Linked DNA regions of Homo sapiens: region 2 is linked to region 1. A link is an interaction called in ENCODE POLR2A ChIA-PET data of the cell type or tissue named here. Cell type or tissue: MCF 10A. All regions are shown on one strand.

The links. Peaks named below come from ENCODE experiments on the same cell type or tissue, not always from the same donor. Only the 100,000 strongest peaks of a DNase experiment are listed, where the experiment ranks them.
Region 2: POLR2A ChIA-PET joins it to region 1 with 5 read pairs; 2 of 35 experiments call an interaction of 5 or more read pairs at or near these places.

What each region holds. Positions count from the first base shown.
Region 1 is chr1:3,754,587-3,758,586 of GRCh38, reverse strand. CCDC27 (coiled-coil domain containing 27) reads right to left here. Exons shown (of 12, transcript NM_152492.3): 3 at 3,020-3,130; 4 at 1,697-1,854. Among named protein-coding and RNA genes, the nearest start is that of CCDC27, 4.1 kb to the right of the region's middle. In MCF 10A, no CTCF peak of the experiment used is centred here; no DNase peak of the experiment used is centred here.
Region 2 is chr1:3,696,516-3,700,515 of GRCh38, reverse strand. The region is part of intron 3 of TP73 (tumor protein p73); the gene reads right to left. Among named protein-coding and RNA genes, the nearest start is that of TP73-AS2, 16 kb to the left of the region's middle. In MCF 10A, no CTCF peak of the experiment used is centred here; a DNase peak (open chromatin) is centred at 2,435.

The DNA of each region.
Region 1 (4,000 bases):
AAATAAAAGTGCCCCTTTAGATGGAGGCTGCCGTGAGCTCTGATCGTGCCATTGCACTCCAGCCTGGGCAACAGAATGAGACCCTTTCTCTAAAAAATAAAGGCTGAGCGCAGTGGCTCACGCCTGTAGTCCCAGCACTTTGGGAGGCCGAGGTGGGTAGATCACGAAGTCAAGAGATCAAGACCATCCTGTCTGACATGGTGAAACCCGTCTCTACTAAAAATACAAAAATTAGCTGGGTGTGGTGGTGCGTGCCTGTAATCCCAGCTACTTGGGAGGCTGAGGCAGGAGAATTGCTTGAACCCGGGAGGCAGAGGTGGCAGCGAGCTGAATGGCGCCACTGCACTCCAGCCTGGCAACAGAGAGAGACTCTGTCTCAAAAATAAATAAATAAATTAATTAATAAAATAAGAGTGCTCCTGTGAGGAATCCCCAGACACAGAAGCCTTCAATGGCAAATTCTTCAGAATTCAAGGAAGAAATCACATCAGTCTTATACAAACTCTTCCAGAGAATAGAAAAAGAAAAAAGGTGCTGGGTGCAGTGGCTCACACCCCTAATCACAGCACTTTGGGAGGCCAAGGCGAGTGGATCACTTGAGCCCAGGAGTTCGAGACCTGCCTGGGCAACATGGGGAAACCCCATTTCTTTTTTTTTTTTTTTTTGAGATGGAGTCTCACTCTGTCACCCAGGCTGGAGTGCAGTGGCGCGATCTCAGCACACTGCAAGCTCCGCCTCCCTGGTTCACACCATTCTCCTGCCTCAGCCTCCCAAGTAGCTGGGACTACAGGCACCCACCACCACGCCTGGCTAATTTGTTGTATTTTTAGTAGAGACGGGGTTTCGCGTGTTAGCCAGGATGGTCTCGATCTCCTGACCTCGTGGATCTGTCTACCTCTGCCTCCCAAAGTGCTGAGATTACAGGCGTGAGCCACCTCGCCTGGCCGGGGAAACCCCATTTCTACAAAAATACAAAAAGTAGCCAGGTGTGGTGGTACGCACCTGTAGTCCCAGCTGCTTGGGAGGCTGAAGTGGGAGGATTGCTTGAGCTCAGGGAGCTCAAGGCTTCAGTGAGCTGGGATCACACCACCACACTCCAGCCTGGGTGACAGAGTGAGACCCTGTCTCAAAAAATACTACTACTACTAATAATAATAATAAAATAAAAAAAGAAAATAAATAAAAAGAAAAAAGGAACTGTTTTCCAGCCTTTTCTTTCTTTCATTTTAATGAGGCCAGAGTAACTTTGATACTAAAATTTGATGACGGAATTATAAGACAGTGAAAATATAGGTTAGTCTTTCTTATAAATATAGATTTAAAAAAGAATAACACTACAATGAATCAACTTGTGCATAAATCAAGCTGGTTATTCCTGTTATGATTTTTATTATTTAGAATACATTCTCTGAAGCAGATACTGTGGGTGCAAAGATGTGTGGACGGTTGGAAGTCATGCGTGCCGGTGAGTCTGAGTTCCATGCCGGCGTAACTGCCACCCACTGGGGTGAGGATGGACAGGGGTGAGGAGCTTTGTCAAAGCAGGGGGTCTGGAGGTCATTTTAGGCCATGGGGACCTGCTTGATGCAGCTAACCAGATACTAGAACCAGAGCCTGTCAGGGAGCAGGGCTGTCCTCCCAGCCGGACGCAGAGAGAGGGGTGGGGGGCCGGGATTTGCACCCCCTCCGCCAGTACCTTCTCGTGGATGACTGAGAGGTACCAGGGCATCCTCTTTCTCAGGCAGCTCTGAGATGCGACTGAGCTGCTGGTGACCGGACTCAAAGTCTGGGATTTTCTCCTCTTCCGCAAGTAATCGAACTCGCAGATGCTCTTACTGAAGGGAAGGAGGTACCCTGTGGCGACAGCGGAGGCCAAGTGAGAAATGAGACCCTTCCCTGCCGAGCTCCTCTGGCGTCTTCGATGACGACATCCACCCTTCCGAGACTTCCCTCGGAAACCCCTATCTGCCCAGACAGACTCCAATCTGTCTCCTAACTCTTGTCACCCTCATTTTGAGGACACAGTGTGGTGCTGCTGTGAACACGATGGGGCGCCCACACCCAGCACAGCGCGTGCTGAGGGAGTGCAGGAAGGTGCGGAAGCTCTGGCCGAGACACCCAGGACAAACGAGCCGGAGCTGGGAGTCGGGACGAGGGGGTCATCCTGATGCTGTCTCTGCACACCTGGTTGCTTGTCCCCTCCTGGAGCCTCAGTTTTCCCATCTCTCTTTTTTTTTTTTTCTTTTTGAGATGGAGTCTTGCTCTATCTCCCAAGCTGGAGTGCAGTGGCACGATTTCAGCTCACTGTAACCTCTGCCTACCAAATTCAAGCAATTCTCTGCCTCAGCCTCCCAAGTAGCTGGGATTACAGGTGCCCACCACATGCCCGGCTAATTTTTTTGTGTTTTTAGTAGAGACGGGGTTTCACCATCTTGGCCAGGCTGGTCTTGAACTCCTGAACCTCGTGATCCACCCGCCTTGGCCTCCCAAAGTGCTGTGATTACAGGCGTGAGCCACTGCGCCCGGCCCAGTTTCTCCATCTTTAAACTGAGAGGAGGGAGGAGATTCTCCACCTTCCTGAGGTTGAGGGGAGCTGGTCACTACAGACTCTAGGTTTCCTCCAGTTAAGGCAAGAAAGGAGACATGGTGCTGGGAATTTCCTCTTGGTAAATGGAAACAGGCACACCTGTCTGCGGGAGCAGTGTCCCGGGGGGTCTCTACCCACAGTGAGGGATGCACCCATCAGCCACTGGGTAAAGGCCAAGGGGACAAAACTTTCAACTACGATTTTTACTAAAGACAAGGGGCCACGGTCCTGGGGGGACTGCAGCCTATGCTGTCAGGGAAGGCAGGGCTAGTTCTGCACAAGGGAGGCCCGGAGGCCTTTCTGTGTGAGTCCTCAGGAGGCAGACAGTCCCGGGAGGGAATTCCGCAGGGCACAAGCAGCGACCCTGCAAGAAGCAGGCCTCGAGCTCAGGGGCCCAGCAGGTGCAGGCAGAGGCCCTAGGGGCTCCCTCACCGTCCACGTTCGTGTCTGAGCCCCGCCTGGCCAAGAACAGGTCCTGGGTGCCTCTCCAGGTCTCCGAGCTGTTGTCAATCTCTCCGGACAAATCGGCCTCAGTGGGTGAACCTGTAGAGTGTTAAAGATGCCATCTGGTGACTGCTGCGGTCTTGTCTCCCCAAGATCTCCAGGGCAGACTCTTATTTATCCTTAAACACCAGGTAGGGACACAGGTGGCTTTTTTTAATGGATGCATGGGACTGAGCAAGGGCTGAACCAAAGGGTGGGCTTCATCCTCCTGCCTGCCCTGGTGTCTCCACCTCAGCAGACCCAAGTGTGGCTGAATTTCTCTAGCTGATGCCCCCTTTCCCCCGGAGGGGCAGACCCTACTTTCCTTCGGTAAAAATGTGCCTCCTAAAAGTCGAACGGAAGCTCCCCTGCCTCCAGACCAGCCCATCCAAGGCAGACCCTGTTTCCCCTAAACCATCACAAATTGCCCCAATGGCAGGTGCCTATGAGCAGTATGTAGACGCAGACCCCACGCCCAGGACACCGTGTGGCCCCTCAGCCTCCCCAGAGACCTGCCCACAAAAATGCCTGGTCCTGGAGCCCTGGCCACCGTGGAGACCCTCTTGCTGAGGCAGTGGGGGCCTGAAGCCTAGAAAGGTGAGGGCCCTGCTTCTACCTGATGCTGGCTGAGATTGGTGGACAGCACGGGACCCCCTCCCCAACCCCCCCACCCCACCCTTGCTACTGGTTATAGGAATTTAGCTCAAGCTCGCCATCCCTAAGAATGGTGTCTTGTGTGGGGACATGGAACCAGTCCAGGTCCAGGAGCAGATGCTGGGATGAAGCCTTGGCTCTGGGCAGCATCCCCCAGATGCCCATGGAGCTCGGCAGCTGCCTGCTCCAAGCCTCCTGTTCTCATCAGAGCAGTGAAGGGTTTGGACCGGATAGCTGCTAGGGCTCCCCAGGGGCACTGTCCCTAATGAGCTATCT
Region 2 (4,000 bases), 58 kb after region 1:
TTTTTTACAAGTAGATGGGAAATAAATCTTTTTCAAGTTTGTGTCCCTGTTCCCCCCTAGTCCACTCCTCTCGCTTCCCGGTATCCACAGTGCCTTTTATCAGAGCCTAGGATATTTAAGACACAATGCAAAGCAAGGCATGGGAGGTCACGACCGTGCCATCGGATGACAGGGGACAGATGTGGTACTGTCCAGAACGGAACGTATTTTTTAGTGGAAATGACAACAGAGAAACCTGCCAGCAAAATTCACAATGACTCTGGCCACATCTCCAAAGGCCACGGTTTTGGCTGACTCCTCCAGCGGAGGAGATGTGAGGCGGGGAAGGCACATGCAGCCTGGTCCCTGCATTGGGCCTGGCAGGGGTGGTGGGGAGGGCGGGGCACAAATGCTCATTCGGAAACCTTTGTCTCCACAAGTGCAGAGGCTCGAAAGACGGAGCTCCTGCCCCGTAGACAGCAATAACAGCTTCCCGAGGGACCCCATCCTTGGGAGCTGAGGCCAGGACAGCTCCCAAGGATGGGGCCGCTTCCTGGGGCCCTGGGCTTGGCGGAGATCAGGAGACTGGGGCCCGAGCCCACGGTCTGGCCATGCAGTCCCCCTTCTCTTGGAAACAGAGATTCCTCTGATCCTAATCACTTAGGATCCGAGTCAGAGAGGGAGGCACGTGAAAAAGCGTAGTAGGGATGTCAGCTGAAATCCTGACGCCCCGCTGGCCCCTCCCCAGCTCCACCTCCGCCTCCCTCGCTCCTGTCACCTCTCCAGCTCCTGCCCCCGCCCGAGCATCCCTGCTCCCCGCCCGGCATTTATCCCGCACTCTCATTCATTCTGTTCAACTAGGACAGGAACCGGGAGCTCCAGACGGGGCAGAGACATGCTCTTCTTCATCCACCACTGGCAGCCATGGCATGGTGCATGGTGTGCCCGTGACAGACGTTTCCAGAAGGCAGCATGTTTGAGGGCTGGAGTCTGGCATCGGGGCCTGCCTGGAGTCTCCTGAGGGCTCAGCTGGCCTCCCTCTGGCCTCCTGGCCTTCTCCCTCCAGCCTGGACAGGGGCTCTGAGCTGTGACCCCAGCTCTTGTAGAACAAGGAGGTCCGTGTCCTCGTTCCCTGGAGAATATTGAGACCAGACTGTTGTGGTTTTTTGAGAGTATGCCGCTCCTCAAACTCCCTGATCTCTCGTGGGCATGTCTGAACTTGGGCCCCAACCTCACCCAGGGGTGAGTGACTGACAAGCAGCCTGGGCTTCGGAGGAAGAGAGCCCATCCCACCAGGGCAAGACCTCCGTCCTGCCGGTACTTCCCACAGCATCTCCCGGAGCCCGTGATTAAACGAATGGAAATGCCAACAAGATTCGACATGCGGCTGGGGGGAAGCCTCCCTCTCCCGACAATGTGCACACAGCACCCTCTGCTCTCATCCACAGCACCCTCTGCTCTCACCCACAGCACCCTGTGCTCTCACCCACAGCACCCTCTGCTCTCACCCGGGGCTGAGGCGAGGCCTTGCCCAATCCCGTGCCAGGGCCATGTGGAACTTTCCACACCTCACACCGGAGAAACGCGCCCCCAGGAGCAGTCCCCAGACGTGTGTCTGCAGGACTGCGAGGCCCAGGGCCACCGCTGCTATCCTGCCTGCACCTGCCCGCAGCGGCTGAGCCCGTCTGCAGCACCCACTCTGTGCTTAGCGCCACATGGGGGCCTTGCAGATGCATGTCCCTCCACACGCCCAGGTGACTTCAGATGACTCCAGGGTAGCCTGGTGCCCCCCGGGCCTCCACGGACCCACATTTGAGCCGCCCACTGTGGCCTGGTGCAAGGGCCTCGCCCCACCCTCTCCTCAACCCTCACTGCCTTCCACCTGCTAACCGCCCCGGAGTCCACTCACGGTGCCGCCGCCTCCTCCCCCAGACCCTTCTCCACGTCCCTCAGCTTCTGCCCCCTGCCTCCCGGATCCCGCTCAAAGCCCACCTCCCCTGAGAGGCCTCCTCCAGAGGGCTGGCCCACCAGCCCCTCCCTTCCAGGTTGTGGCGAGGGGCAGCCTGGACCCTGAGTGTCTGCGGGAGGCCCCAGTGGGGTATCCAGGCTGTATCCCCATCAGGCCCTGTGCTGCTGCCTATGAGAGGCAGGTGGCCAACAGGATGCACAGACTTTATTTAACCACCTGGAAACGGGCTGGTCCAGGCCCTCCCACCCAGAATGCCGAGTGCCCGGGAAGACGAGGGGGAAGGCACAGCTCACACACGCTTCTCTCCCCTCTCCGAACCCTGCTGCCAGCACCCCAGAGCCCAACCCAGGTGTCAGCCCTGACATCCTGTGTCCTTGCACACATGCCCCTGCCCATCTGTCTGCCCATCCATCCACCTGTCCTGCAGATGTGAATCAGGCGCCACCTGTAACAGCCTCCTGCTGTGCTGGAGACACTGACAGATGCTTAGCAGGGCTTCCTGGACACCTTCCAGCACACATTAGTGGCTGAGCCGAGAATGGGTGGCTGAGCCGAGAACTTGAATTATGACACGTGCAGTGCAGGGTACAGGGAGGGGGAGGCAGTCACGGGGCGTGCCACCTCCGATGGCCCTCGGTGATAAGCGGACATTGGAGCAGGAGCCCAAAGGTGGAGAAGGCGGTCCAGGACGGCTGTGGGGGGCCATCGAGGCAGAGGGCAGAGGCCCCAGAGCCAGAGAGACAGCAGCATGCTTGCTCAGGAATCACCCAGCCCCGCTCTGCCTGTCCCCTCCCCAGTTAGTGGGCTCAGGAGTGACGGATGGTCCCGCCCAGTGCACTGGCCTTGGTCAGCTCCTGCAAAGGCAGGTCTCCTCTTCACACCCATTTCCTAGGCTTGACATCCTAGCACCCTCCCAGGTGCAGGAAGATGGCAGCCGGCACGAGACACGACCCCGGCCCTCCATGCTGACGACAGTAAACAAACCAGCCAGCAAGCGTGCAGGGGCTTGGGATCAAAAGTGGTCTCAGAAACACAGAGCCAGGCACAGGGGCCAGGGCTGGCGTCCAGGCAAGGACGGGCTCGGGAAAAGGTGAAGGCGGGCCTGCAGGAAGGGAAAGATCTGCCCCAGGTATTGGGTGGGCCTGGGGGTGTTTCCAGGCTGGGGACCAGCAGGGCAGAGAGCCTGCAGCCAGAGGAAGGGCCGAGGGCCTGTGCAGGGAGAGACGGAGCCCAGGGGGATAGCGGGAGAGGTGGTCGGAGCTGAGCAGAGACGCCCGGGGCTGCAAAGCGCTCCCTCTGGCTCCGGTGTTGAGAACACAGGGCGGGCGTCAGCAAAGGCAGCAATTGTGAGATGTATCTGAGCAGTGGGTGCGAGGTGGGCCGCGGGTGCGACGTGGGCCGCGGGTGCGAGGTGGGCCCCGCAGGGGCCCCAGGCACATTTGCAGGCAGGATTCACAGGACCTCAGGCATGGAGAGTGCCTCCAGGGCTCTGGCCTGAGCAAAGGCGAGAGTGGATTTCCTGCTGGCTGAGACACGGCACCATCCCCTCTCAGGGGAAGATAAGTTTAGTTTGGGTTTAGCAAGTTGAGGTCCTATTAGGCTGGTGACTGGGGGGAGGTCCAATGGGGGACAGAACAAAGGAGACAGAAATAGCAGCTGGCCGAGGGTGGCAGGGGGGCCGGAGGCGGGCGTGCACTAGGCACAGCAGGCGGGTGAGTGGGGTGGCTCCTCTGATCCCTGGATCTCCAGTTAGGACAACTGGTCCCTCCCCTGGCCCCACATGGCTTGAGCCCCACCGCTGCTCGGGGTCTTTCATGACACAAGGCCTGGAGAGGATGCTGAGGGCTCCCTTGGCCATGCTCAGCAATCCCATGAGCCATTCCCAGTTGGGCCCTGCCCTCTCCAAACCGTGGGAACTCAGCAGCCTCTGGGTTGCCAAGCCCCAGTCCCTTTTCTGTTCTCCCAGCCAGCCTCTCGTGCCTCCTGGCCTCCCAGGCTGCCCCTCTGCATCTCCCCCTCTGCTTGGTGTCTCGGATGTCGTAGTGCCCAGTG